Linked DNA regions of Homo sapiens: all the other regions are linked to region 2. Evidence: chromatin loops called from intact Hi-C (ENCODE). Cell type or tissue: OCI-LY7. All regions are shown on one strand. Region 1 overlaps ARHGAP23 (Rho GTPase activating protein 23). Region 2 has its middle 13 kb from the start of ARHGAP23. Region 3 overlaps GPR179 (G protein-coupled receptor 179).

Region 1 (8,000 bases), 69 kb after region 2:
TCAGCCCCGCTAGTAACTGGGATTACAGGCATGTGCCACCACGCCCGGCTAATTTTTTTTTTTTATTTTTTTTTGAGACGGAGTCTCGCTCTGTTGCCCAGGCTGGAGTGCAGTGGTGTGATGTCGGCTCACTGCAAGCTCCGCCTCCTGGGTTCACGCCATTCTCCTGCCTCAGCCTCCCGAGTAGCTGGGACTACAGGCGCCCACCACCACGCCTGGCTAATTTTTTTGTATTTTTAGCAGAGACAGGGTTTCACCGTGTTAGCCAGGATGGTCTCGATCTCCTGACCTCGTGATCCGCCCGCCTCGGCCTCCCATAGTGCTGGGATTACAGGCGTAAGCCACCGCGCCCGGCCCACGCCCGGCTAATTTTTGTATGTTTAGTAGAGACAGGGTTTTGCCATGTTGGCCAGCTGGTCTCGAACTCCTGGCCTCATGTGGTCCTGCCGGCCTCAGCTTCCCAAAGTGCTGGGATTACAAGCATAAGCCACTGTGCTTGGCAAAAAAAATTTTTTTTAATTAGCCAGGTGTGGTGGTATGAGCTTATAGTCCCAGCCACTCGGGAGGCTGGGGAGGGAAGATTGCTTGAGCCCAGGAATTTGAGGCTGCATTGAGCTATGATCATACCACTGCACTACAGCCTGAGCGACAGAGACTCTATCTCTAAAGAAACAAAGTTCTATGGCTTCCGCCTTGTAGTTTTGGCCCACGAGCCACACGGAAGTCCTTGCATTGCTCTGGGCCTCTCCTTTGGGGTAAGCATCCTCCCCTTCAGGCCTTCTCTCTTGCCATACAATGTCCCATCAGCCCTGGGCATCTGGTTTCTTCTCTGATGGAATCCCCATACGTCCAAATGTGTGAATGTGGCAGTGAATGTGTGTGACCCTCCTGGATACCCCAGCTCACTCTGGCTCTGTCTCCCCCACTTCAGATGACAGTGCTGCAGCCCCCAAAACCCCCTGGGGCATCAACATCATCAAGAAAAATAAGAAGGCCGCTCCGAGGGCGTTTGGGGTCAGGCTGGAGGAGTGCCAGCCAGCCACGGAGAACCAGGTGAGTCTCTGCCACACGCCAGAGCAGGCCCAGCAGGGGGAGACCGAGGCACAGAGGGTCAGAGCAGCAAGGGACATGGAACCAGCTCTCCACCTCATTGTACAAACACAGCTGGGAAAACAGCCCAGAGAGGGGAAGGCCCCCGCCTGCCCCGGGCCTCCCAGGGAGGGAGCAGCAGGGCTGAGGCTGAGCCCGGCTCCTTCTCAGACCATGGCGAGGCTTTGGTGTCATTTTTAGCTCCCAGACTGGAGGCAGCAAGGGCCTTTTGTTCCCCCCAAGGGTTCCTGGCAGCAGCTCTGGGCCTTGCATTGTCCCCTTCTTGGCCTCCCCAGCTCCTCTGGCCCCTGTCCCCCCTAACACCCCTCCCATGTGTCCCCAGCGCGTCCCCTTAATCGTGGCTGCATGCTGTCGCATTGTGGAGGCACGAGGGCTGGAGTCCACAGGCATTTACCGAGTGCCCGGCAACAATGCAGTGGTGTCCAGCCTACAGGAGCAGCTCAACCGCGGGCCTGGTGACATCAACCTGCAGGATGAGGTGGGTGAAGCTGGGGGGTCTGTGGAAGAGGGGCTGAGATGGTGTGTGGGTGGTGCTCCGCTTGGAGAGTTCTGTGGTCTATTGTGTTGCATGCATTGTGCCCTATGACATGCCCGGCATTGGTCCAGAACACCAAGATGGGCAAGATGGGACCTGCCCCCGCTGGCCAGCCCGGGGATGGGCATCACCCCAGGCTGAAGCTGACCAAGTAAATGCAGTCATGGCCTGGGGAGCTCTGAGGCAGAGGCTCACAGATGGCAGTTTTGTCCGAGTGTTTAGGATGAGTAGAGTTCACCAAAGGCCGGTGAAAGCCAGGTGAGGGCATTCCAGGCAGCAGAATGGCCTGCTCAATGGTGTAGACGCGGAAAGTGTGCCAGGAGTCAACCAGCTTTCTCTGTAGAAGGCAGAGGGTAAATATTTTCTGCTGTAGTTTGCTCTGTTGCGTTCCCCCCTTCTCTTCCTCCTCCTTCTCTTCCTAATCCTTTAACAACGTAAAAACCATACTTAGCTCAAGGGCCATCCAAAAGCAGGCTGTGGCTAGATATTGCCTACAGACCATGGTTTACAAACCGCCGGCTTAGAAAAAGGGGAATATATGATGTTTTCTAGAATGGCCAGCAATTTGGGTGGCTGCAACATGGAAAGAGAAGTGGCTGATCAGGCGAGATGAGACCAGCCTGTGAAGGGATCTGCAATCACACTTAAGTGTTTCCAGCAAGGCCGGCGATTCTCAAAGGGTGTTCCCCAGAGTCCTAGGGTTCCCCAGAGGGGCCTTGGGAGGCCAGGGGCAGGTCAGGACCCCCTGTCCTTGCTAGAGCAACCCTGCTTTGCCCTGTCTGTTGTACTGGGTTTTCATGTACAATTTTATTTGCCCAAAGGGGCTCTGATAAAAAAGATATTTTGGAAAACCGTGAACGTGGGCAGTGATGTCCCACGAATCACACACGTGAAGGCTCATGGAATACACAAGTCTTCCTGTCCTTGGAGAATGAGGAGCTGAGACAAGTGTGTGTGAAATTGTGGACAAGAGAAAAAGATGATCTCTCATCAGGGACCACACTGTGATGAGGAAGGAGAGGGTGCTCAGGCTGGAGCAGGTGGTGGCTGGAGGGTTTGAGTATTGGAGGAATGAATAGGAGGGGGCAGGTGGACGGGAAGCCTTTCGGGGTGTGAGACGATGGCATTTTCCAAAACCCCAGCAAGGGCCGGGGAGGGCTTGAGGGTTAGGACAGAGAGTGGATCTACCTCCTGGGCTTGGAGGTGGGGAGGGTGAGGCCCCAGGGGGACAGAGAAGGCATTTGATGGCTTCACTGAAGACTTCGACCTTGATCTGATGGACAGTAGGGAGCTTCTGATGGTTCTTAAGCTGGGGAGGCATCGTGAGAACAAAGTTCAAGAAACAGTAATGCTCCTGCTCATGTCCATTGGATACGAATGCGGAGGGCAGGGGTCTGGGGAGAAGTCACTGATCTATGGAAGCGCTAAGTGTCGGGAGGACTTGGTGGTCTCAGGGGAAGGGGGAGGATGGGAGCAACCCTAAGAGTTGTCTGCATGAGAGGGAGGAAGGAGGGGCGAGGAAGAGCCGCATGTTTGAGCTGGGGCTGGTGGTATCTTCCCTTGGCAGAAACCAGGGAGTGGGGCAGCGTGAGGAGAGGCGGAAGGGAGGGGCCGTCTCAGGGAGTGGCTCCATTGGATTTGGGGTGTGGAAAGTCCCTTGCATGGGGTGAGGGCATAAACAGGCGCTATATTGAGCCTGGACTAGAGAGTGGCATGGGTCCTGCTGCAGCTGAGGCATGGGATGACCAAGGGTGGGCCGCAGAACAGCAGGGGCCACGCTCTGAGTGGGACAGAAGGAGAGGGCCGCCAGTGAGGCTGGGGTGAGGGCAGACACTTCACTCTGGAGGAACCAGGAAGCACTGGCCAGGGCATTGGGTTTGGCAGCTGGGAGATGAGAGGAGCTCACACCTGAGGGCCAGGAGGTAACGGAGTCGGGTGGGCAGGAGCCGCACTGGGTGTGTGTGAGATGAGGGGGCCATGCTGGCAGGCAGCTGGTCCAAGCCAGGGCCAGCTGGGGGCATACGAGGTATATTGGGTGTGTTGTTTTGTCTTGGATATCATTGTGTCATTTGTTGTGGGTCGTGCTGGGAGTAAGTGTAGTGGGGGATGAATCTAACCCCTGGTGAGCCTGTGGGGAGTGTATTGTTTATGGGATTGTCTGGCATTAAGCTGTGGATCCATTGTAATGAGTGTGTGTACTGCTGTACTGTGTCTCTTTGTTGGGGGTATTAGGTCGCTTTCTGGGCCTGAGTTATTCTGAGCCATTCCCAGCGAGGCGGCTGTGCCCAACTTGGTTGCAATGTGGGGTGATGGTGCCCCCTGGAGGACAGAAGGGACAACGACCCGGCCGTTAGTTCTTGTACTCGACAACCATTTATTTTAGAGTAGGGTTTCTCAATCTCAGTGGACATTTTGGGAAGAACAATTATTTGTTGTGTGGGGTTGTCCTGTGCACTGGAGGGAATTTGACATCATCCCTGGCCTCGATCCACTAGATGCAAGTGGCACCTCCCAGTTGGGAAAATCAAAATGGCTCCAGACATTGTCAAATGTCCTCTGTGGGTGGAGTGGGAGTTTGGGGGACAAAATTGCCTCCTTCTGTTAGAACTACTGATTTAGGGCCATGTAAGTACCAGGTTAACTGTCCTTGCTAGGTGATAGGAGCACAGTGGGAAATGAGACAGACGGGATCCTGTCTCCTCCTGGAGCTTACAGTCCTGCAGGGAGACAGGCATGAACACGGAAACAAAAGCAGAAAATAATGACAAATTGGGTTAAGCGCCAGGAAGGAAACAAAGTCAGGGCTGGGGTGCAGGTGACAGGGCAGTGGTGAAGGTGGCTGCTTTAGCTATGAGGGTCAGAGAAGGCCTCTTTGAAGAGCGACTTTTAGGCGGGGATGAGGAGCCAGTTGTGTGGAGGCGGGGAGGAAAGTTCTGGTTGAGGAAACCAGCACATGCAGAGGACCTGAGACAGGAAGGAGCCGGCACGAATGACTGCTGTGTCACGGATGCTTAAACTGTGCCCAGTGGAGGCAGCAGCTGCCACTCACTGTCTCCCCACAGTGCCTGGGACTTTCTGTGCATGGGGAGGTGTTGGAGCCCACGCACTGGCAGGAGCAGGGAGGGGCTGGGGCCAAGTGTGAGTGTGGGCACAGGACCTCTCTGGGGACTCAGTTCTGCTGCCACCATCCTGATGAGTAGAGAGCTTGGTCTAAGTAGGTCCCAGGGAGGGCCTGGTGGGCTTGATTGGGCTCTGGGGTGAATGATCGTGGAGGCATGGGCATCGGGCTGGGCCTGCCTGTGCCTGACATCTGACCCCTCCCCCAGCGCTGGCAAGACCTCAATGTGATCAGCAGCCTGCTCAAGTCCTTCTTCCGAAAGCTGCCCGAGCCTCTTTTCACTGATGGTGAGTAGGAGGTGGAAGTGGGGCGGGGAGGGGACACCAGTCCGTGCCTCACCCTGACCACTACTTTTGCATTTGGTTTGTTGGTTTTACTCTTTTTTTTTTTTTTTGAGACAGTCTTGCTCTGTTGCCCAGGCTGGAGTGCAGTGGCGCAATCACGGCTCATTGCAGCCTCAAGCTACTGGGCTCAAGCGATCCTCCCACCTCAGCCTCCTGAGTAGCTGAGACAGCAGGTGAACACCACCACACCCAGCTAATTTAAAAGTTTTTTTTCAGAGATGGGGGGAGTTTCTCACTATGTTGCTCAGACTGGTGTTGCACTCCTGGGCTCAATCAATCCTCCTGCCTGCCCCAGCCTCACAAAATGCTGGGATTACAGGCATGAGCCACCACGCTGGCTTTTTTTTTTTTTTTTTTTTAACACAAAAGCTTATTTAAAAAACATAGATTGTACAGATGTGAATGAAGAAAACAGCACAGGACCCTGTGAATGTCCTGCTCCCTTTCACGGGAGGTTGTGGCTAACACTTTCTGAGCATTAGAGTGTGCCAAGCACAACTCCCTACAGCAACTCCATGAGGAAGGTGCTATTGTCTTCCCTCTACAGATTAGGAAACCAAGGCTCAGAGAAGTTTAATGCCTTGCCCAAGGTCGCACAGGTTGTAAATGGCAGAGCCAGGATTCCACCCCAGGCGTCGGGCACCGACGGGCTTTGGCCGTTTGCTGAACTGCTTATTCACAATCTGTTGTGTTTCTCTCCTGGCCCTCTTATATGCATGGCAGAGATACACACGTGCCTGCGTGGGGTTTGGATTTGGGTGGGTTCAGGGGTGTGCTGGCAGATGTTTAACATCTGTCTCTGGGGGAAAAAAGCCCTAATGCCTAGCGTTTTCCAGCTTCCATGGCGTAAATACTCCTACCATGGTTTATTTCAAGCCACCAACATGATGTCACCAACATGGAATTGGGAAGAGAGGCACACAGTCGCTCTCAGGAGCTGGTGTGAGCGGGCTCCAGCACACCGCTGGTTGAGTTGTTTTTAACAAAAGCAGAGTTGTAATTCTGAGATTCATTCGTGTCAGTGCAGAGAGCTCTACCTCATTCTTCTTTTAAATCAGCCACATAGAATTTCATGGTTTGAATAGACTACAATTTCTTTAAGTACTCCTCTATTGATGGATATTTAGGTTGTCTTCAAATGTTTGCTATTACACAACCTGTTGCAATGGCTTTCCTTGAATAAGTCCTTGCACGCCTGGATCTGTGCTCTCTAAGGAGATTCTTAGATGTAGAATTGCTGGGTCAAAGTCCCGGTGAACCTTTCTGAGACCAGTGTCAATTGCACTCTGAGAAAGAGGCCCTGGTTTAGACTCCCACTAAAATGTAGGAGTCTGTCTCTCCACATCCCCAACAGCATTGGATATTATAACTATTATTGTTACTTGAAGGCCAGGCATGGTGGCTTATGCCTGTGATCCCAGCACTTTGGAAGGCTGAGGCGGGTGGATCACCTGAGGTCAGGAGTTCAAGACCAGCCTGACTGTGGTGAAACCCCGTCTCTACTAAAAATACAAAAATTAGCTGGATGTGGTGGCGGGTGCCTGTAGTCCCAGCTGCTAGGGAGGCCGAGACAGGAGAATTGCTTGATCCCAGGAGGCAGAGGTTGCAGTGAGCCAAGATCGCACCACTGCACTTCAGCCTGGGTGACAGAGCAAGACTCCATCTCAAAATAAATAAATAAATAAATAATACAATAAAATAAAAATAAAAATACTATTATTTGACACAGAATCTTGCTCTGTTGCCCAGACTGGAATGCAGTGGCGCAATCATGGCTCACTGCAGCCTCAACCTCCTGGGCTCAAGTGATCCTCCCATCTCAGCCTCCTGAGTAGTTGGGACTACAGGTTTGTGCCACCACACCCAGCTAATTAAAAAAAAATTTTTTTTGGTAGAGGCAGGGTCTCACTACATTGCTCAGACTGGTCTTCAACTCCTGGTCTAAAGTGATCATCGCGCCTCGGCCTTTCAAAGTGCTGGGATTTTAGGCTTGAGCCACCTCACCCAGACAGCATTAAATATTATTAACATTTTAAACTTTTGCTAATCAGATAAGGGAAATGGTATCTCATTATTGTTTTTATTTTCATTGCCCTCATTACTAGGGAGATTAAATCTTTTTTCATTAGCATATTGGCTGTTTCTATTTTCTCTGTAATTGCTCGATCAGACCATGTGCCCATTTTTCTGTTGCGTTGTTTATCTTTTTCTTATGTTGATTTGCGGGAGAAAAGCTCTTTGTGTTTTACAGCTATTAACCCTTTGTTAGTTTTTGCAAATATTTGCTTTGGCCTGCCATTTGCCTTTCACTTTGCAGTATAGAAACTGAAAACAAATTTTTTGTTGTTGTTGTTTTGTTTTGTTTTTTGAGACAGAGTTTCACTCTTGTCGCCCAAGCTGGAGTGCAATGGTGTGATCTTGGCTCACTGCAACCTCTGCCTCCTGGGTTCAAGCGATTCTCCTGCCTCAGTCTCCCGAACAGCTGGGATTACAGGTGCCCACCATCATGCCCAGCTAATTTTTGTATTTTTGGTAGAGACGGGGTTTCACCACGTTGGCCAGGCTGGTCTTGAACTCCTGACCTCAGGTGATTCACCCTCCTTGGCCTCCCAAAGTGCTGGGATTACAGGCGTGAGCCACCGCGCCCTGCCTAACAATTTTTAATTTTATTTTTATTTAATTTTATTTATTTTCTTGAGACTGAGTCTCACCCTGTCATCCAGGCTGGAGTGCAGTGTTACGATCTCGGCTCACTGCAACCTCCGCCTCCCGGGTTCAAGCCATTCTCCTGTCTCAGCCTCCCAAGTAGCTGGGATTACAGGCGCCTACCACCATGCCCAGTTAATTTTTATATTTTTAGTAAAGATGAGGTTTTGCCACATTGGCCAGGCTG
Region 2 (8,000 bases):
ATCTCATCAGGGTCAGGGTGGGGGGTGGGTGTCAAGGCCTGGCTTCCTGGCCCCTGCACTGCTGAGAAACTTGATTTTATTTCTGGGCCCTTATTCTGCAGATCCAGGGATGATGGGAGAACGGGAGAGGCTAGCTGGATTTATACTGGGAGAGAAAAGTAAGAGGAAATGGTAATGGCTGAGCTTGGGGGACATTGAGAAGGTTTGGAAATGGGTAGGAAGGTCTTTGGCAACAGCTGTCCTGTGTGTGAGACCGATAAAGTCAAGATGTTTCACTATGCAGTGGGTGTCATCTCTTGGTGCCTCTTCTTCCCCATGCCCTGGTATTGAAAAACCTGATATATGGGTCCGGCGCAGTAGCCCACGCCTATAATCCCGGCACTTTAAGAGTCAGGAGTATGGGGAAGGCATGGTGGCTCATGCCTGTAATCCCAGCTCTTTGGGAGGCAGAGGCAGGTGGATCACCTGAGGTCAGGAGTTTGAGACCAGCCTGGCCAACATGGTGAAACCCCATCTCTACTAAAAATATAAAAATTAGCTGGGCGTGGTGGTGGGCACCTGTAATCCCAGCTAATCAGGAGGCTGAGGCAGAAGAATCACTTGAATCTGGGAGGCGGAGGTTGCAGTGAGCCGAGATCGTGCCACTGCACTCCAGCCTGGGTGACAGAGGGAGACTCGGTCTCAAAAAAAAAAAAAAAAATAGAGAGTCAGGAGCATTGCTTGAGCCCAGAAGCTCAAGACCAGACTAGGCAATATGGCAAGACCCCATCTCTTTTTTTTTTTTTTTTTTGAGATGGAGTCTCGCTCTGTCACCCAGGCTGGAGGGCAGTGGCGTGATGTCGGCTCACTGCAAGCTCCACCTCCCGGGTTCATGCCATTCTCCTGCCTCAGCCTCCCGAGTAGCTAGGACTACAGATGCCCACAACCACGCCTGGCTAATTTTTTGTATTTTTTTTTAGTACAGACGGGGTTTCACCATGTTGGCCAGGATGGTCTTGATCTCCTGACCTCGTGATCCACCCACCTCGGCCTCCCAAAGTGCTGGGATTACAGGCGTGAGCCACCGCGCCCGGCCGGCAAGACCCCATCTCTAAGAAAAAAAAATAAAAAATTAGCTGGGCATGGTGACATGTGCCTGTAGTCCCAACCAATTTAAGAGACTGAGGCAGGAGGATTGATTGAGCCCAGGTGATCAAGGCTGCAGGGAGCTGTGATTGAGCTACTGCACTCCAGCCTGGGTGACAGAGCAAAACTCTGTCTCAAAACAAAGAAAAACCTGTCTGGATACGGGGCAGATATGTCTTTGACTGGGATCCCATACGGCTCTGGACATGTTAAACGCCGACTGCATGTGGAGAGCGGGCTCTGTGTCTTGCTCATCTTCTGGGATGACCCCCATCCCCCAGCCGAGCACATGAAGGGATACCTGTGAATGTTTGCCAAAAACCATGGAGCAGGTCAGAGGCAGAGCCAGGCCAGGAGGGAGGTGGCAGTGGGGAAAGGTCTTCTAGGCTGGAATCACCTTTGGGCCTGGACCGGGGAGCTCCCATATTGGAATGGGAGTTTATGTGGGAACTGTTTTCAGCAAATGCTGGTGGGGGAGACCGCAGAATGCATTGTGGAGTCTGGCGGAGAGGCTTCGGGGATGGTGCCGTGGTTCTCAGCCAGGGCAGAGGCTTTGTGAGCTTGAATCACTTAGACAACATTTTCACATCTCACTCCCAAGACTAAGACACCCTCCTAGAATCTCAAGGGGTTGTGGGGGAGAGCGGTGGTGAGGATAGCAGATGAGACATCTCAGGGGCATCCACGGGCTCTTCGCTTCCTCCCATGCTCCTGCCTGCCTGTTAAGACTCCTGGGGAGGGCCTGGCCCAGGATTTGCTGACCCAAGTTTGAGTCCCGGCTCTACTGCCTGCTCGTTTTGTGATCTTGGGCACTTTATGCTTTTTTGGTCTGTTTCCTCCTGAGTTTTATTTCCTACCTCATGTGTGAGTAAATGAGACATGTGTGTAAAATGCCTGGTACATCTTGAGCACTTAATAAATATCCACAAAAGCCTGCGCGACATAGCAAGACCCTGTCTTCATAAACAGTAAAAAATTAGCTGGGCATGGTGGCGTGCGCCTGTAGTTTCAGCTACTCAGGAGGCTGAGGTGAGAGGATCGCTTGAGCCTGGAAGGTCCAGGCTACAGTGAATGGTGATGGTGCCATTGCACTCCAGCCTGGGCAACACAGCGAGACTCTGTCTCAAATGTGTGTCATCTCTCTCTCTCTCTCTCTCGGCACTGATTATGATCATTATTATTATTATTATTATTTTTGAGACAGGGTATCTCTCTGTCACCCCGGCTGGATTGCAGTGGCAAGATCTCAGCTCACTGCAACCTCTGCCTCCTGGGTTCAATTCTCCTGCCTCAGTCTCCTGAGTAGCTGGGATTATAGGCGTCTGCCACCACGCCTGGCTAATTTTTGTATTTTTCGTAGAGACTAGGTTTCACCATGTTGGCCAGGCTGGTCTCGAACTCCTGACCTCAGGTGATCCGTCTGCCTCAACCTTCCAAAGTGCTGGGATTACAGGCGTGAGCCACCGTTCCTGGCCCCATGATCATTATTATTAGCGGGCTTTTTTTTTTTTTTTTTTTTTTTTTTTGCTGGGAGAGGGAAAGAGTCTCGCCCATCACCCAGGCTGGAGTGCAACAGCGCTATTGTAGCTCACTACAACTTCAAACTTCTGGGCTCAAGCCATCCTCCCACCTCGGCCTCCCAAAGTGCTGGGATTACAGGCGTGAGCCACTGTGCCCGGCCCTGTTAGCAGTATTTTGAAAACTAGGATTGAGATTCTTTTTGCCAAAGGCAGAGGAAGAATGAAAAGCTCCTCTTACCGGAGGCCGCAGAGGAGCGGGCTGTAGGGAAAAAGAGAGGAGGGAGCTTCCAGGTGGGGAAGGGCCCGGAGGCTGCTGGTGGCCGCGGGCAGAGCTGGGTGAGTCATTGGGCTTCTCCTGCCACCTAGTGGCTCCTCAGGGCTAAGCCACCCTGCTGTTCCCTCAGGTCCCCTCGGTGGTGGTGGGGTGAGGCCGCACTTAAATATTCCTAAACACGGTGTCTCCAGTCCTCTTCTGTTAGCCCATTAAACGCCCTGCCCTTTCAGGGACCCTGGCCCATGAGGCATCCCTCACCTGGCCCTGGTGTGTGGGACACGACCCCCTCCTCCAGGTGGAGGGAGAGCGAGAAGCCTTTGTTCTCCTGGCTCCGGGGCAGAGTTGGGGGGCCGAGGCGGACACCTGGGGACGGTGGATGCCACGTTCATGCACCCCGCCCCCGCTTGCTTGATGGCTGCTCATGGGAGAGACTGGGGCCCGGGACCATGTCCGTGTCTGCTGCGGGTTCTAGTTAATTCTATAAATAGGCACTATTTTGTGCAGGGTCCGGGTTAGGGCTCTCCTGAACCTTCCCATCTCACCTTCTCGGAGGACTTTGCCTTTTTGTCTCCAGTATGGAGAGGGTGCGGACAGAGACCGGCCGCCCGAGGCCTGAGAGCCGGATGGGGCCTCTCCTCATGCCCCTCCCTCTGAGGAGGCTGCCTGGAGTGATGGCCTGGTTGCATCATGCCCTACTCCTGCCTATTAGGTGGCTGTGACTACTGGGGAGGGGTCTGGCCCTGGGTGAGGGGCTTCAGGAGGAGGCTGAGGGTCCTCATGAAGGGGCCACACGTTGGCTGTGAATCAAGGTCAGGCGTCCTGCCCTGCTGCCCACTGCCCTCCCCGCCCCTGACACCCACTTCTCTCTCGGGGCCCTGCAGCCTCAGCTGCACCAGGCCAGGATTGCATCATTCTTGGCTTTGTTCTCAGAGCAGCAGGTGCAGGAGTGGGGCCTGCCACCCGCCGCCCCCCTCCTTCCCTCTCATCTCCTTCCACTCCCTCCTGGGTAATCCCCCTCCTTCCTCCCTTCCTAGGCCCATGGCACCCCGGGAGTTGTCTGCCTTACCCGTGGCTCTTAGCTCCCTTTCTACCTTCTCCCTGTTCCCCAGGGAGCCCTGGAGGCTACCGAGGTGGAAGGAAGTAGACTGGGGGGCAGGGATGAGCACCAGGCTGGAAACCGCCATTCTTCACCTCTAGCCCCCAACTGGCTGAAAGCAGGTGCCACCCGCAAAGGGAACACCCGGTTGTAGCCAGGGTATAGCCTCCTAGAATTTGGGGACAAGGTCAGAAATCGTCACCTGCTGAACTAAAACTAATAATAATCAACATAAAATGAATTAATTCAGCCCTTTGTAGAAGGCACTTAACTTTTTTTTTTTTTTTTTTTTTTGTGAGATGGAGTCTCGCTCTGTCACCCAGGCTGGACTGCAGTGGCACAATCTCGGCTCACTGCAACCTCCGCCTCCCAGGTTCAAGAATTTCTCCTGCCTCAGCCTCCCTAGTAGCTGGGATTATAGGCATGTGCCATCACGCCCAGCTAATTTTTTGTAATTTTGGTGGAGACGGGGTTTCACCTTGTTGGCCAGGCTAGTCTCGAACTCCTGGCCTCAGGTGATCCGCTAGCCTCGGCCTCCCAAAGTGCTGGGATTACAGGCGTGAGCCACCACACCCTGCCGGTGCTTAACTTTTATTGATCACTTCTGTGCCCACCAGTAGACCGAGCATTTTAGACTCACATTCTCATGTCATCTTTCAACAGCTCTGTGAGGTGGTGCGGTTAGCATGTCTGGTTTACAGATAAGGGAGCTGCAGGGCAGAGAGGTCAGAACACTTGCCCAAGACTGCGCGAATATTAAATGGCAGGTCTGGGAGGTGAGTCCTGGTCTGCCTCCCTCTTGAAGCCTCTGGAAGAGATGGTTGGAAAATTCGATGCTGACCCACCCGGAACATTTTTTTTAAACCCCTAAAAGATTGTTTTTGGCCAAGACACTCATCAAGAGATAAGTATCTTATTTTAACTTTATCAAAGAGATAGAATAAATAACAAATATCCATGGAAGCCTGGGCTACATACTGAGACCCCGTCTCTAAAAAAATAAAAAATTAGCCAGGCATGGTGGCATGCACTTGTAGTCCCTGCTGCTCAGGCTGAGGTGGGAGGATCATTTGAGCCTGGGAGGTGGAGGCAGCAGTAAGTGGTGATTGCACCACTGCACTCCAGCCTGGGCTCATATCAAATGAGCCCTGCCCCTCTCCACACTGCTGTACCTCTGAGGCAACATTGTTGCTGAAGGTTCTGGTCCCTGTGGGATGTAGAAGAAGAGAAGCACTGGGGGATCCAGCCTGCCAGGGAGGAGGGAGGACTGGGGGACTGCACTTGTGGACCCTGCAGGCTGGCACAGAGACTGTGGGTGGTACTATCCCTTCCTTATTCAGGAACTCTGCTTGTGAATCTTCCTGCAGTGTTCAAGGTGTGTTGATAAGATAGCATTGGGTTTAGCAATCTAGCCACCATGACTTTGGCTAGTAGGAGTTTACTCCTGAGAGCCAGATTAGCATCTCTGAGGACAGACAGTCCCTGATCTTGCAAAGCCCAACACCAGACCCTAGGCCTGGCCAAGCAACAGCTATTTGAAGGCCCAGCATGGGTGGCTACCGCCGCCACCACCTTCTTGTTCTCACTTCCTCAGCACTGAAAGAGAACCTGAGGGAAACCAACTGGAGAGAATGGAGCCTGGCTTCCACAGCCAGGGCCCTGCTACACCACAGCCCGGGAGAGTGCGGCTCAGGGCGAGGGGCAGGCTTGCTGGCTGACACTCTTCTCTGTCTCCAGTCTCTTTAGCTCAAGACAGACTCCGTCTGAAGGGACAAAGGGCCCCATTGACCTCATAGCCTTGTGACCCCACCCAAGTCTGTCCCTCCCTCCCCAGGCAGCCAGCAGGGTCCTTGAGTAGCAGACAGGAGCCACAAGGCCGCTGGGAGGGCACTGGCGGGGAAGCCAAGAGAGGCGGCAGCCAGCTGGTCAGGGAAAACTGGGAGTGCGTGGGCAGTGCCCACCAGATTGCCACCAGGGGAGGCCAAGGATGAGGGCTCCGGGTACTCCTGGCTGTAGTCCCAGGAGCAAAGCAGCAAATACCCTGCAGGGCCACAGCATGGGAGGCTGGGGGAGTCCAACTTCAGCCCCAAAATGGGCTGCCCGGAGCTCAGGGCCTCCCTGGCCCACATTCCTGTCTCCCTGCCCCCAACATGCCCCCCACACCCAGCCTATAAAGCCCCCTTTGTCTGAGCCACTGAGGATCTTAACTCTCCCCATCTCAGCTTCCCACCCCCTCTCCCTCATCCTCTGGTGCCTAACAAAGAGGCCAGGGCTCAGTGAGAAGTGGTGAAGCCACCTTCATGCCAGCCTGGGCATTGGCCCAGGGGGTGTGGGCAGCCAGTGCCTGTAAACCAATGCCTCCACCCCACCGCCCACCTCGGGGCAGGTTAATTTCCACCCTTGTCCACTGGGGATTGCGTACCCCTGCCCAGGGCAGCGTGCCCACCTCTCACATGACCATTTATGTGATGCCCCTCTCAGTTTGTCCTGCCCTGTCAGATGCAGAACAGAGGGCAGTGGGTGGTCAGGAGCCACACCTGATGGAGGGTGTCAGAGAGCGAAGGTGTCTTTTTGCCATCTCCTTGGTCTTCACCAGAGTGGGCGGCCCCGCTGCCCACACATTATGTTCTCCAGTAGTATCTGGGGGTTCAGATCCCCCTTCTCTGGGAGTGGATAAACAGATCAGCCCCCTCCTCCTGCTTGGCAAGTGCCAGGAACATGGCTCACTGGGTGGGCAACAGGAATCCCCATCTCTTTTTCCCACACCCAGCCAAGGGCCTCAGAACACCTTCAACTATAGGCTGGACGTCGGCAACAGCTCCCTGTTCCCACAGCGATCTCGAGGTGGGGGTGGCACAGTGTCTCCCTGAGTCCCAGTGCTCTGGGTGTCTCTGGCCTGCTGTCAGTCACCCCCTGCAGCGGGTCGTCAGCTTGGGAGGCAGTTGGTCTGGGATCAACTGGGATCAGCTCTGTTGCCAAGGTGCGGTGAGACCGCTGGCAAGCCACTCTCTGGCCCCTGTAGCATGAGAGTAGGGTCCTTCCGACTCCGATGAGCCTCAGGAATGAGGAAAGCGGCTTCGCTTGCAGGGGTCTCCTCTCCCCTAGCAGCGCCCCCAGGACGGGCAGAACAGGGGGTGCCGGAGCGGGCTAGCCAGGGATGTGCGAGGGTCGGGTGCGCGTTGTGTGTGTGTTCGAGTGTGTGTGCCCCCACGTGCGTGCGTGCGATTGTGCGGTTGCCTGTGAGCGCGTGTGCTCGCCGGTGCGCGGTGCTGCCACGGGCCGGGCGGGGTGAGGAGGGGAGGGGGCGGGCGGAGGGGCGGGGCCGGCGGGGCGGGGCGGTGCGGGGAGGGGGCTCGAGCGCTGACACCAGCCGCTACTTGCGCTTGGCGGTCGCCGGGTGCAGCTGCCCGGACAGGGCGCATGGAGGGGCCGCCTCCCCCTGCGCCCCCCGGGGCCGGCGCGGCGAGGACGGCATAGCAGGGCCCAGCATGGAGCAGGTGAGCGGGCGCCGGGCGTGGGTGCGCGGCCGAGAGGGGAGAGAGAGCTGCGGGCGTTGTGACCCGGCGAGGTGGGCGCGCCGAGCGCCGAGGGCCGCCACCGAGGGAGGGGTTGGGGCATTGGAGCTCCGGGCGGAGCGGGGGCTCTGGGGGAGGGATGGGACTGATGTGACACAGAGCTCACACACACACACACACACACACACACACACACGAGTACTCCCTTATCACTGACACCTAGGAAGGCGTGTGCAGAGGGCACCTCTCTCCCCACCCCCTTTCCAGAAAGAGATCACCCACACGGAGAAACCCCCATCCCCACTTGGTAAGGGTACAGCCCCTGCTCCCTGAACCCAGGCCCAAGGAGGCTACAGACTCTGCAGAATGAAGGAGTGGGTGGGCTCTGTGCCATATGACTACTGGTTCGTTGACCCCCAGTCCCTCCTGGTGGGACCTCAAGATACGCCGGTCCCCTCCCCCTACACATC
Region 3 (8,000 bases), 82 kb before region 2:
GGGCTCTGATTTTCCCCGGGCCTCCCCTCTCTTTTTTTGGGAGTCACCTGGGTCTTGTCTTAGTGCCCTCGACTCTGGGGCTCCTTCACTCGTCTCCCAGGGGCAGATTTCGGCCTTGTTGCCACTGTCTGGCTGACGCGTTTCTGATTCAGTGACCTCCCAGGGGCATACCTCTGCCACCCTGTGGTCAGCGCTGCCCAGGGACTGGAGGCCAGCTTTGGGCAGTTCCTGCCACCCGACAGGGGTTTCTTTTGATTGCTTGATGTTTTTGTCCCTGGAAACTTGCCTCAGCATGGCAAGCCCTGTTTTACCTGCTCTCTCAGCTTTCCGTTCCCCTAGACCCTGGGTCATCCTCCTGCCTCTGTCTTCTTGTTCCCTGCTGCCCTCCCGTTGACAGACTTGGAGCATCCTGCTGGTGTGAGCGTTCTGTTGGTTCTGGAGGGACTCCTTGTCATCGGAGGGGATAAGAGCGGCCTGCTTACTCACCGCCTTGGGCCGGCCTAGCCTGGGCGATCGGGAGGGTGCCCCCATACTCTCTCCCGCAGTCCCGCTGTTCTGCCCCTCGGGACTCTCCTCCACACTCTCCTTCTCTCTGTAGGTGCTCCGAGAACGGGTCAGAGCTTTAATCGCCAGCCCCAGGCTGCGCATGGAACCCTGCTGAACAGGGGCCTTGAGGCTGTGGGATTTAGGGAAGATCTTGGGCCTGTCTTCGTCCACATCATTAGCTTCCCTCTGGTGATGTGCATCCTCTGCGTCCATCTCATTCTCCCCAGCCCTGCTTTTCTCTACTGCAACAGAGAGGGCCCTCCAGAGCCTGGCTCGAGCTGGGGCAGGGGAGTGGTGGCCTCGCTCTGGCCCTGAGGGGCCTTCCTGGGGCACATTTTCTTGCTTGGCTGGCAGTTCTGCGTTCTCCCAGGGGCAGATGTAGGTGAGTAAGTTGGGGCTTTGTGGGGATACTGGGACTGGTGCCAGGGCAGGGGCTGGGGTTGGAGCTAGAGCTGGCAGCAGAGCTGGAGCCAAGGTGGAGGTGGGAGATAGCATCCTTGGCTCTCCCAGGCCCCCAGACAGGGCCAAGATGGGGGTAGAAACCTGGTGCCTGATGGGTGGATGAGGCAGCCTTCTCCTAGCCTCCTCATGAAGCCTCCCAGAGGTGTGAGAGCTGTCCACGCTGCTGCTCTTGGCAGGGGAAGGTGGAGCTGACAGGGGGGCCCCTCGAGGCCGCTCCAGCCTCCTGGCTGATGGCCTCCGCACCAGGCTGGCCATGGCTGCCTTGGCCTTCTTCCGCTCCTCCCGCTCCTTTGCTTGCCGGTAGGTCTCCTCCAGGTAGGCCTGGCTGGCCATGAGCAAGGCCTTTTCCCTGGAGCTGGCCACACTGAGCGACTTCTGCAGAGAGGCGGGCCGGGCTCTGGGTAGCCTCTCTCCCACCGTCAGGTTGTGGGCGCTGGCTGACCTGAAGCCCAGGGCAGGGGGCCCCTCCACCGACTCCCGGCTCTCTGTTCGAGAGGCCTTCTTGGCCAGCTTCCTCCTCAGCAGTGAGTCAAGAAGAGGCGGGTCCTGCTCCCTGCGCTGGTCATAGGTGCTGCGGGACTTGTGCAGAGCTGGTGTCCCCTCGGGTTCCTGGAGGCTGGAGCTGAGGAGCCGGCGGCGGGAGGAGCCGGGCAGGCTGCCGTGGCCTGGGGATCCTGAGTCCCGGGAGTGCTGCCTGGCCAGGGCCTCGGGGAATTCCGCCAGGTACCTCATGAAGGAGCGGCCCAGTCCCTGGCATGAGCTGCCTCGCTTCTTGGGCAGGTGGGGGTTGTTTGCGGCCATTTCCTTGGTTTTGTGGACCTCTAGCTGGGCATAGAGCTTCTTCAGCTCGTCCTGTGGGGCAGCAGGGAGGAAAGCAGGGCTGCAGGTGAGCTCTCTCCATCCCCTGGCTGTCTGTTCCTCCACCCTTGCCTAGACCTTTTTCCCTTAGGGATCTCTTTCCATCAAGCTGTATCTCTTCCCTGCTTCTAAAACTCTCGTAATTCACCTCTTTGTTCCTGTGAGACCAGTTGCCAACCTGAGTCCCAGCCAGATCCAGTCAGCTCGGAGGACTCATGTGTACCCCCTTCTCTGGGGCATTGTGGTCTAGTGGGAAGTTAGTAGCTTGGGGACACTCAATATGCTGTGTCCCTGGAGGCTGTTTTCATGACCCCTCCCTCTGAGCCTCTGGATCTTCTGTAAAGCAATGTTACCTGGGTGACCAGTGTTAACTTCCTTAAGAGCATTATATGAGATTGATGAGACTAGTGGGTTTGAAATATGCAGTGTTCAGGTGTAAATGATGGAACGGGGCTTTAGAAGTCTTCTGTTCTGGGTTTCTCCCCAGATCCAGCATAGGGGCCGCAGATTGGCTTGTGTTCCAGAAAGTGGAGGGTCAGGGGTGGAGCTGCCCCTCCATACTCCCTGGCCCTTCAGCTGGATTGGGGTCTCAGGAGGCAGGGCAGGCAGAGCTCAGAGGGTGAGGACACAAGGGGGAAACGGGCAGAGGCACTGGAACAAGGAAGGACTCAGGAGATGCAGAGGACTCTGCTTTGTGGGCCTGTAAACAAGTCAGGTGTGAAGACGGCCCCAGTAGAGGTGGAGGGGGTGGACAGAATGGCTTCCCATGATGGTTCCTAGACTCTGGATTGTATAAAACAATGGGCTTAGATTATCAGCTCTCCTTGTATCTTACCCACTGAGCCTCTTGTTAGGGTTCTGGTGACTATAATGATCCCCTTGAGCACAGAAATGAGAATAAGCATGCTTTTCCAGTGTAGACCCAGGAAGAACTTCCTCTAAGACCTGCCAGGTCCAGGGAAAGGGGATCCTGGTGGCTACTCACTGCCTGAACTACCCAGCCCCACAGCTGGCCCTAGGCTGGCCCTAGGTGCCCTAGGCACCAACCATCCTGCTTTGCTGGGGGCTGAGGCTTTTTTGTGTGTGTGTGTCAGAATCTTACTCTTTCACCCAGGCTGGAGTGCAGTGGTGCGATCTCAGCTCACTGCAACCTCAACTTACCAGGCTCCAGTGATCCTCCTCCCACCTCAGCCTCCTGAGTAGCTGGGACCACAGACATGTACCACCATGCCTGGCTAATTTTTGTATTTCTAGTAGAGACGAGATTTCGCCATTTGGCCAGGCTGGTCAAACTCCTGGCCTCAAGTGATCCGCCTGCCTTGGCCTCCCAAAATGCTGGGATTACAGGCATGAACCACTGTGCCCAGCCAGCTGAGGGGTTTCTTAGACTGCCCCCGACCTGATGCCCCTGCTGAGTGAGAGTGGAGGATGCGAAGGAGTAGGGCTCCACTCTCGGCCCTGCCTCTAGCTTGCCACATGGCCTGAGCCTCCGGGATCTGGTTCTGGGGCTTTGGGGTCTTCCCACTTGGGTGTGTGTGGCCTCCTTTGAATAGAGTCAGGGGAATCAGTTTAGGCCAGTGGAGAAGGGAGAGGGCAGGTCTTGGAGGGAAGAGGACTTGCAGTGGCACATAGCCCAGGTGGCAGGGCCCAGTCCTCCCTCTGCCCAGTTCCTAAAAGCTAGCATTGAAAGGAGGCAGGGAGGGTGGCACATACCCGAATGTCTCCAGGGTCCAGGCTGTGCTCACTCCAGGCTGAGGCGATGCTGCTGCCAAGGTAGGAGCCTGAGTGCTGCAGGTCCAGCTCGTCCTCACACACCTCATCCACCATCTCCTCCCGGGGAGGAGCCCCCAGCTTCCAGAACTGGCAGGGGTGCATAAGAGTGGGAAAAAGACTCGCCCTGGCTCCTTGTCCACTCCTGCACTCACCTGCCCTGTGGAATGCGTCCTTACTTTGTGACGCTTCACCCCCTTCTCTGACTTGGAATTCTGGGGATCTTTAGAGTTTTACTCCCCTCATCCTCCCTGACCTTCTCTAGCTCAGACAGCAGGGTGGTTCTAAGCCCCTGACCCTGCAATTCCTAGCCGGGTCCTTCAGCTCTCCCACCTCTCCCTGTATACCTGCTTCTGAGTAGATTTTCAGAGTGTGCCAACCTTCCAGCTGCAGGAGGGAGCCCCTCCAGCCCTGGGTTTTCTTTCCCTTGCCCAGGAACTGGAAGCAGAGAGTGTCCCCACTCAAGTCAGCTCCTAGCTTAGGGCCCCTGGCACTGTGCTCACTCACCCAGCACCTTCTGTCGTCCTCACCCTGGCCTGCAGAGGGCGCTGCGGGACAACCGCTCCACAGTGGCCCTGACAGAGGGGCTGGGGTCCACCTCACAGGCAGGAGGGGAGGGCCTCACCTTAGGGATGAAGATCAGAGCCAGCGTGGTGGTGACTGTGCTGTGGGTGTGGAAGAAGAAGAGGAGGAGGGTCCAGTCCGGGTGCAGAGAGGGAACCAGCACAAACCTGGGGCGGGATAGGGGCGCAGGTCATTACTGCAGGCAGGAGTTGCCTCTTCTGCTTTGCCTTCTCACTGGCGTTTCACCTCAGCCCCAACCCTGATACGCTTAGGACGAGGGGGCATTCTGCCCTCTCCTGCCCTCTCCAGGATTTAGGTCCCACTTCAATCCTGTTAATCCCAACCTCCAAGACGCCCTCCCAGAATACTCCAGCTCACTTTCTTTGGCTGTGTATAGCACAGACCTGTGCTCCAGACTCTTAGGCCCACTCTGTGGGTTAACTCTGCCTCCACCACAGGGTCTGGTCGTTATGGACAAACAGCAGCCTGCTGCTCTTATGGCTGAGGAGTGAGGGGAGAAGGCAGGGAGGACTGAGCATGTGTGGAAAGGGGTATGTTGGGGTGCTGGAGAGGTGCTTTGGGAGGGGTGAGGAGTTAGGAGGAAGGTCCTCTTCCTCCTCTTCTGTGTTGGGGGCCTCCTCACCTGGGCCAGGCATGGAGTACAGAAGGGGCATCTGGGGGGTAGGGAGAGAGCCAGAAGTGGGGGCCTTCGTCAACGTGCTGAGGCGTAGCAGTGTTGCCAGGATGGCATGGGATGGGGGCACCTCACCTGGGAGAGGTGAGGAGTACTGTTAGAGTGGAAGGGGGTGTGGGGAGGTGAGTCCGTCCTCACCTGGCTGTGTGGAAGGCAGCGGAAAGCAGTAGCTCATTGTGCAGGGCGATGCCCATGTAGCGTGGCTCATGGAAGGCCGAGAGCACAGCCCGTGTGGCGTAGCAGAGGAAGCTGCCCCAGCACAGCAGCAGCAGCTCAGCTGTGGGGAGACAGGGAGGGAGAGAGCCGGCACCACCTCAGCAGCTGTCCCACCCCTTTCTCTGAAAGATGTGCTGGGGGGAGCCTGGGCTCGGGGTCTGGGGACAAGTCAGGAGAACCAGAACAAGAGGAACCCTGGAGGCACAGAGGCAGGGACCAGCGTAAGGCTGGGCTCAGCAGAAGCAGCTCACCCACAACCATGATGTAGTCCCAGCGGTCGTGGTGACAGAGGTAGAAATGGCGGCCACTGGGAGTGTGGCCTCGGATCACCAGAGGTGCGTGCTGGATGCCTCGCTCCAGGGCGCCCACGGTCCACACAGCCAGGAAGCCCAGCACAGGTAGCAGGAGCAGCCCCAGGTGCCGCAGCAGCCGCCCGCTGCTCAGAAGGGCACTCCGCTGGGCCGTTCGAGACAGAAACAGCTGCAGCACTCTGCGAGGGTTAGAATACACAGGGTGGATGGCAGGGACCTGGGTGGATCACGAAGAGGGTGCCAGCGCCCTGGTCTCTGTCCATTGCTGCCCTCTCCTCCACACAGGTACTTGTCCTTCCATCCTTTTTGTGATTTGCTGCCTTTTGCTACCCCCCCACAAAGTAACATGGAAGACAAGGCTATGGTGATGGGGGTTGGCCTTGGGGGTAGAGGGGAGTGGGGCTGGCAAGGGTCTGGCTTTGAAAAACACCATTCCATGAGTGAGCTGGGGTGGTCTGGGATGAGCAGCATGAGAGCAAAGTCTGCCCCAGGCCGTACCTGTAAAGCTTGAGTATGATGGTGCCGTAGACGATGGCAAAACCCAGCAGCCGCACCCAGCGAAGAGCGATGCAGCGGAATACACTGGGCTTGAAGTATAGGATGAAGACCTGGTGGGAAGGGGCAAAAATCTCTGCTCTCTACTATGCTTCTGCTGTGGGCCAGGCCTATGCTAAGCACACTGTGGATCCTCCCAACAGCCCTGCAATAGAGCCATCACCACCTTCATTCTGCAGAGGAGCAGCTGAAGTGTCAAAGAAGTTAGGTAACTTGCCCTAAATCACACTGCAAGTCACAGAGCTCCTAATAAGCCTGAGGCTCCAGAGCTCATAGACCAGCTTGCCATTTGTGGGTAAGAGTAGGGGAAATCTGTGGTCTCTGAATCCCTTCCAGAGGGCAGAGAAGGGTTCTGGGGCTTGGAGGGTGCCAGGTTTTGGCTATGGGGGATGCTGGAAGGTGGGGCCAGCCTGTGGCCACAGACTCACAGGAAAGTAAAGCAGCAGGAATCCAAAAAGGACAGTTTCCAGCAGGACCACTCCAGATGCCCAGATCCTCTGTGAAGCAAGGAGAGAGGCATGTGAGCAGAGTCTGGACGATGGTTCTAGAGGCTCTCAGGCCTATGTGAACGGTCACTCAGTGACCCTGAGCTAAGGCTTCACCCTGTAACACTGGCTCTGCCCTCTCTGCCCACATCCACGTCCCTTGTTACCCCAGGCTCAACTCCACTGGCACTAAACATGGCTAAGGCCAAGGTTTTACATCATTCCCACACACACATCCCTGTGTTCCTCCCAGTCTTGCTCAGGGCCTTGCTGCAGACCTAGGCTCAAATCAGAGGCTGCTGGAGCTGGAAGGGATCTCATGCATTCCTCAAGCGTTGGGTCAGGCTGCTCCCTTGTCTAGAATAGGGTACCCCTTCTTGGCCCAGTAAGTATCCAGTTAACCTTCAAGCCTGGCTCATGTCACATCCAGAAAGTCTTTCCCATGCCATCTCAGGCAGGATGACTTTCTGTAAGCTCCCACAGCAGCTGACAGACACCTCCATCCTTGCCCCCATCTCACTGTGCTGTCATTTTATTTACATGTCTGCTTCCTCCATTAAACTGGGAACTCCATGCAGGCCCAGATCACTTCCATTTGAGCCTAGGCAGTGTTTTGCTTAGAGTAGATACTCAACTAGCATTTATTGAATCAAGTTCAATGCCCTTATTTTACAGATGAGGAAGCAGGTCCAAGGCGGAGAAATCACTTGCATCATGCTACACAGTGAGTTAGATTTAGAATCAAGATTAGAACCAATTTCTCCTAAATTCTGGTCTTAGGTAGTCTCAGGCCTCCAGTTGAGATGGGTCGGACATGTGTGTAGGAGGTGTGGGGCCTTCCTTGCCTTGTTCCGGCGGCAGCGGTAGGAGACCAGCATGCTCAGGAAGATGGCCAGCATGCAGCAGGCCTGGCAGGCCAGCACAGCGGCCCGCAGCACCGCGGCCTCTTCCACCAGGCACGGTGTGGCATCCATGCAGCTGGTGCAGCCCTCAGGACATGGCAGACACTGCAGCAGTCTCCCAGATCTGCCTTCTGGGAACCCGAATTGCCCGGTAGTCTGGAAGTCACTCTCCTCTAACCCTATAAAGAACAAGATGAGTGCAGGGAGAGGGGCCCAGCTAGAGCATCCTGACATCCCAGCCTTTTCCCTGATAGTCACCACAGCCCTCTCCCTGTTCTCCTGTGATCTGGGGCTCCAGGGACAAGTGGGAATGGGTGCTTCCTTGGGAGGGCAAAGTACCAGGAAGAGGTGACACCAGGCTAGGGCTCCTTGAGAGGCCAACTTGCATCATATTTGCATGTTACAGGCTCATACTCAGAAGGTGTAGACACCCCCACACTGCAACCTGCTTGCCTCTCCTGCCTCTCTCAACCTTCTGCCCTTGCCCCACAAGTTCCCTCCCAGTGTCTCACCCCAATCTGGCTTTCTTCCCCAGATGTACCCTCCCAACCATCCTCTCATGTAAAACACATGCCTGGCCCCCACCACACTTACATACCCCCAGAGGGGCTTGCCCCGTAGAATCCAGGTCGGCAGC

The links. Peaks named below come from ENCODE experiments on the same cell type or tissue, not always from the same donor. Only the 100,000 strongest peaks of a DNase experiment are listed, where the experiment ranks them.
Region 1: a loop joins it to region 2, with 5 times the contacts of the local background. A loop is called at or near these places in 87 of 110 quality-filtered maps.
Region 3: a loop joins it to region 2, with 8 times the contacts of the local background. A loop is called at or near these places in 86 of 110 quality-filtered maps.

What each region holds. Positions count from the first base shown.
Region 1 is chr17:38,481,091-38,489,090 of GRCh38, forward strand. It overlaps ARHGAP23 (Rho GTPase activating protein 23), which reads left to right. Exons shown (of 24, transcript NM_001199417.2): 15 at 932-1,053; 16 at 1,433-1,588; 17 at 4,972-5,050. Among named protein-coding and RNA genes, the nearest start is that of ARHGAP23, 57 kb to the left of the region's middle. RefSeq lists an enhancer at 3,400-3,921. In OCI-LY7, CTCF peaks have their summits at 3,977 (motif pointing left) and 4,178; DNase peaks (open chromatin) are centred at 3,951 and 4,641; H3K4me3 peaks cover 510 bases; H3K27ac peaks cover 1,124 bases.
Region 2 is chr17:38,411,888-38,419,887 of GRCh38, forward strand. It overlaps a transcript of ARHGAP23 not described here. Among named protein-coding and RNA genes, the nearest start is that of ARHGAP23, 13 kb to the right of the region's middle. RefSeq lists enhancers at 1,949-2,883, 2,884-3,819, 3,699-3,993, 3,820-4,754, 6,043-6,592 and 2 more. In OCI-LY7, CTCF peaks have their summits at 3,032 (motif pointing left) and 4,107; DNase peaks (open chromatin) are centred at 3,024, 3,564, 3,834, 4,104 and 4 weaker places; H3K4me3 peaks cover 2,545 bases; H3K27ac peaks cover 3,361 bases.
Region 3 is chr17:38,329,672-38,337,671 of GRCh38, forward strand. It overlaps GPR179 (G protein-coupled receptor 179), which reads right to left. Exons shown (of 11, transcript NM_001004334.4): 3 at 7,962-8,000; 4 at 7,307-7,542; 5 at 6,405-6,473; 6 at 5,920-6,029; 7 at 5,362-5,600; 8 at 5,033-5,171; 9 at 4,262-4,367; 10 at 3,580-3,726; 11 at 1-1,860. Among named protein-coding and RNA genes, the nearest start is that of GPR179, 10 kb to the right of the region's middle. RefSeq lists an enhancer at 3,084-3,584. In OCI-LY7, CTCF peaks have their summits at 4,182 (motif pointing right) and 4,384; a DNase peak (open chromatin) is centred at 4,170.